Linked DNA regions of Homo sapiens: region 2 is linked to region 1. Evidence: read pairs that join two places in POLR2A ChIA-PET (ENCODE). Cell type or tissue: Caco-2. All regions are shown on one strand.

Region 1 (2,500 bases):
AGTACAGAAATTAGCCAGGCATGGCGGCACGTACCTGTAGTCCCAGCTACTCAGGAGCCTGAGGTGGGAGAATCTCTTGAACCCAAGAGGTGGAGGTTGCAGAGAGCTGAGATTGCACCACTGCACTCCAGCTTGAGCGAAAGAGCAAGATTGTCTCAAAAAAATAAATAAATAAAAAGAACCCAGACTTGGCCATGACCCCTGCCTCTACTTCATGCACGTGGCCCTGCCTTCTCTTACCTGCCTTAGGAGCCGAGCCCTTCCATACCAGGGTCCAGCTGCCTGCGGGCTGCTCCCCACCGACCTCTCAGAGAAACCCTCTTCTCAGAATCTGACTCAAGGGGTTATCACTTTCCCCTTTTCCCCTGAATCCTAAGTTCTCTCTTTCTTGATCCAATCCTCTCTTTCCAGCTTGAGCTCTTTTGTAAGGGGTCACACGGGCACAGAAAGAAAAGTCCATGCTGATGAAATAGCTAGATCTCTGGCTTCCGGAGGGTCAGAGATAAGAGAGTGAGTTACCGGGCTGTGGATTTCAGGGGAAAGTTCTGATTCCAGCTACTGGGAAAGATGTCTCCATCTGTCCCTGAGCAGGTGGTTCGTGACTGTAGATCACACTCAGATTTTCCATGACTGTCCCTCTGTCCCCCACCCACTGGTGGGCCCTGGGTGGACACTGGCCTTCCCACCACCCATCGCCCCCTGACCTCCCGCCTTCTGGCCCGATCTCTGCTCTTCCTCTTTGCTTCTGTCTTCCCCGCTTTCTTTTTCACTTTCCCTTTCTCTCTCTGAGCCTCCCGCTTCCTGCTCCCTTCTCTCTGACCTCCTGCCTACCCTTTCTTCCCCGAGCCTTCCCTCCTGTCCCCTCTCCTCCGCTGCAGGAGGTTGCCCCCCATTTCCACTCTCTCTCTCTCTCTCTCTCTGACTCAGTCCCTCTGTCCCTCTGGAATCCCAGAATCCCTTTTACAGTCAAATGCTCAGCTCCCAAGCCCTTCCGGTGGGGAAGAGAGCACTGCCTGTTACACAGGCTCCCTGGAATGTGGGGCCCAGCCTCCCTGATTCCTGGTGATTTCACTGGGAGAGCCGGGGGTTGGAGAAGGCAGGGTCTTGCTAACAGCACTATTTCTGGCTTGGTTGCTCTCCAAACAACACAACTCCAAAAATAGCCTGTGTTTGGGCTCGGCTCTCTCCCCTTCTCTAGGAGGGAACCAGTGCTGGGTGTCTCCACCGCCTTTTTTTTTTTTTTTTTTGAGATGGAGTCTTGCTCTGTTGCCCAGGCTGGAGTGCGGAGGTGTGATCTTGGCTCACTGCATCCTCCGCCTCCCAGGTTCAAGCGATTCTCCTGCCCCAGCCTCCCGAGTAGCTGGGATTATAGTCATGCGCCACCATGCCTGGCTAATTTTTGTATTTTTAGTAGAGACTAGTTTCCCCATGTTGTCCAGGCTGGTCTCGATCTCCTGACCTCATGATCCACCCACCTCGGCCTTCCAAAGTGCTGGGATTATAGGCGTGAGCCACTGCGCCTGGCCCTCCACTGCCTTTTATTTAAGATCGTGGCTCTGGGACAGCCTGTCCAGGGGCCCTTCCTTACCCTGGCTCTGTGACTGACTTCCCCCTCCTCTCCTGCTGTATCCCCTCTCCCCTGCCAGCCCCTGGCCGGTCATTTCTCTTTAAACTCCCTAACACTCTAACTGGTGCTGCCTTACCCAATGTAGCCCTTGCTTGTCCACAATTGCATTTTTTTTTTGAGTGGGGGCCACGTTCTGTTGCCCAGGTGGGAGTGCAGTGGCACAATCATGGCTCCCAGCCTTGGCACAGTCATGACTCACTGCATTTCGACCTCCCAGGCTCAAGAGATCCTCCCATCTCAGCCTCCTGAGGAGTTGCTAGTTGGGACTACAGGTGTGCACCACCATGCCCCGCCAATTTTTTTTTTTTTTTTTTTTTTTTTTTGAGACAAAGTTTCGCTCTTCTTGCCCAGGCTGGAGTGCAATGGTGTGGTCTCAGTTCACTGCAACCTCTACCTCCCAGGCTCAAGCAATTATAGTGCTTCAGCCTCCCAAGTAGCTGGGATTACAGGCATCTGCCATCACGCCCAGCTGATTTTTGTATTTTTAGTAGAGACGGGGTTTCACCATGTTGGCCAGGCTGGTCTTGAACTCCTGACCTCAAGTGATCCGCCTTCCTCAGCCTCTCAAAGTGCTGGGATTACAGATGTGAGCCACTGTGCCCCGCCTAATTTTTTTTTTTTCAGAGATGAGGGTCTCTTTATGTTGCCCAGGCTAGTCTCAAACTCCTGGGCTCAAGGTTGGAGTGCAGTGGTGCCATTTCAGCTTACTGCAGCCTCTACCTCCCGGGATTAAGTGATCCTCCCACCTCAGCCTCCCAGTAGCTGGGACCACAGATGTACACCATGACACCTGGCTAATTTTTTGTATTTTTGGTAGAGACGGGGTTTTGCCACGTTGCCCAGGCTGTTCTTGAACTCCTGAGCTCAAGTGAC
Region 2 (2,500 bases), 400 kb before region 1:
CCAAGTGCAGGGGGAGACGGACTCTGTGGTTCCTGACCCACTTGGACACGGGGAGTTGGCGCTGCCATTGCTCTTCATCACTGGGAAAGAATTTGTCTTAATGGTGCTCCAAGCCCAAGGTCAAGGTTCAAAGGGTCATGAAACAAAGCTGGCAGCCTTGGAGCCTCCAGGCTGTGGTGGGGTGGGGAGCGGCCTGACACTGCCAGGCACTCTGAACCCCAGAGGGCTGAGGGGCACCCACAGCCTTGGGACTAGGTGAGGCCTCATCTTCCTGTAGCACCCACTGGTCAAGGCTCAGGAGGAGGCAATCGCCTCTCAAGGAACAGACAAATTCCCAAAAATACAGCAAGATGCGGGCAAGGTTCTCTGGCCATTGGGGCTTTCAGAGAGAAATGGCAGCAGAGTTTTAAAAACAAAAGACAGGCTGGGTGCAGTGGCTCACACCTGTAATCCCAGTACTTTGGGAGGTAGAGGTGGGAGAATCTCTTGAGCCAAGAAGTTCAAGACTAGCCTAAGCAACTTAGCAAGACATCGTCTCTCAAAGTTTTTTAGAACAAGCTAGGCCTGGGTGGTGCATGCCTGTAGTCCCAGCTACTCGGGAGGCCGAGGTGGGAGGATCGCTTGAGTCCAGGAGTTCGAAGCTGTAGTGAGCTATGATTGCACCACTGCACTCCAGCCTGGGACACAGAGCAAGACCTCATCTCAAAAAAAAAAAAAAAAAAAAAAAAAAAAAAAAATGCGGGGAGAAGGGAAGCTTCTCTGACTGCAGTGGGGGAAGCCCTGGAGCACCCCAACCCTGTCTTCCAGCCCAGCTATCTTCTATCCCCTGGGATCAAGATGGGCAAGAGATGGTGAAATGGTTTGGCTGTGTCCTCACCCAAATCTCATCTTGAATTCCCACATGTTGTGGGAGGGACCCAGTGGGAGCTAATTGAATCATGGGGCAGGTCTTTCTCATGCCGTTCTCGTGATAGTGAGTAAGTCTCGCGAGATCTGATGATTATATAAGTGGGAGTTTCCCTGCACCCAGCACAAGCTCTCTCGTGGCTGGGGAAGTCTCACAATCATGGCGGAAGGCAAGGAGGAGCAAGTCACCTCGCAGTGATTGTGAGGCTCCCCCAGCCACGTGGAGCTGTAAGTCCATTAAACCTCTTTTTTTCTGTAAATTGCCCAATCTTGGGTATGTCTTTATCAGCAACGTGAAAACGGACCAATACAGATGGGCAGGCAGGTGTCAGAGCCCCATTGCCCAGGTTCCTAGACACCCAACGGAGGAACAGGTGAAGGAGATCCATCCACATCTCTGGGGAATACTGCGCTCACACGGAAGCTACCTGCTTGGTGGCATTTGGCAGCCTGGGCTCAGCTTCCCTAGGGCAGTGATGTCAGCTCAGGCGGGAGATGGGATGGGTGAAGGAGACAGGAAGGGAAGAATCACGGGGCAAGTGAAGGAGACTCCTTGAGTCTCAGGGTCAGACTCAGGATCACACCTTTCCTGGCAGGAGGCAGTTGCCATGGTAATCCGAGGAGCACTCGACAAGGCCCCTCCCCTTACCAGGCACCGACCTTCACCAAGGATGAATTTTTTCTTCCACTTGCCTGGATTTTCCAGCCTGGGAAATCACCCAAACACGATCTGGCTCTTTCTTAGGGAGACTTTCTGTGTATTGCTGCCCCGAATAGTTCTTTAAAATGCCTTCGAACAACATGACGGCCTCTGTGCAGGATTTTACAGTGGTTGCCTAATAGCTTAAGGCCTAGTCATCTCTCTGGGCCCTGCCCCCGACACGCTGTGTGACCCTGAGAAAGTTTTTCGGCTCTCTGAACCTCAGTTGTTTGGCCCTTAAGACACGAATGATCAAAGCCGTCTCCTGGGCCCCTGAACTGGTTAGAGAATGTGGGACTAGACTGCATGGCTGAGAAAAGACAGCTGTAATTTGTACTCTTATATTAAAAAGCAAATCTCACCAGGTGCACTAGCTTATGCCTATAATCACAGCACTTTGGGAGCTGAGGCCGGAGGATCACTTGAGCCCAGGAGTTTGAGACTAGGTGGGGCAACCTAGTGAGACCCCATCTCTAAAAAAAAAATTAAAACTAGCCATGCATGGTGGTGCGCACCTGTAGTCCCGGCTATTCGAGAGGCTGAGGTGGGAGGATTGCTTGAGCTAAGGAGGTCAAGGCTGCAGTGAGCTATGACTATTGCCACTGCACTCCAGTCTGGGCAACAGAGCAAAACTCTCTTTCTCTCTCTAAAAAAACAAAACAAAACAAAACAAAAAACAACAAAAAAGCAAATCTCCCATACAGTTGTAAAGACAAGAAGGATCTTAGAATGATCTCACTCAGCCCTTTCTTCGTACAGATTAGAAAAGATATCTGGATGTTAAGTGGCTCACGGCCACAATCACACATTTGAATGGTGGCCAACCCAGGGCTAAAACCAGGTTCACCCTCCCAGGGCAGCAACTCCTTACTTCCCCCTCAGTTATTTACACCA

The links. Peaks named below come from ENCODE experiments on the same cell type or tissue, not always from the same donor. Only the 100,000 strongest peaks of a DNase experiment are listed, where the experiment ranks them.
Region 2: POLR2A ChIA-PET joins it to region 1 with 14 read pairs; 2 of 35 experiments call an interaction of 5 or more read pairs at or near these places.

What each region holds. Positions count from the first base shown.
Region 1 is chr7:101,120,622-101,123,121 of GRCh38, reverse strand. No RefSeq gene overlaps it. Among named protein-coding and RNA genes, the nearest start is that of SERPINE1, 5.2 kb to the left of the region's middle. RefSeq lists enhancers at 1-140, 880-1,174, 761-1,380. In Caco-2, no CTCF peak of the experiment used is centred here; DNase peaks (open chromatin) are centred at 401 and 1,031; H3K4me3 peaks cover 424 bases.
Region 2 is chr7:101,516,036-101,518,535 of GRCh38, reverse strand. All of the region lies in intron 3 of COL26A1 (collagen type XXVI alpha 1 chain), which reads right to left. Among named protein-coding and RNA genes, the nearest start is that of LINC01007, 52 kb to the left of the region's middle. In Caco-2, no CTCF peak of the experiment used is centred here; no DNase peak of the experiment used is centred here.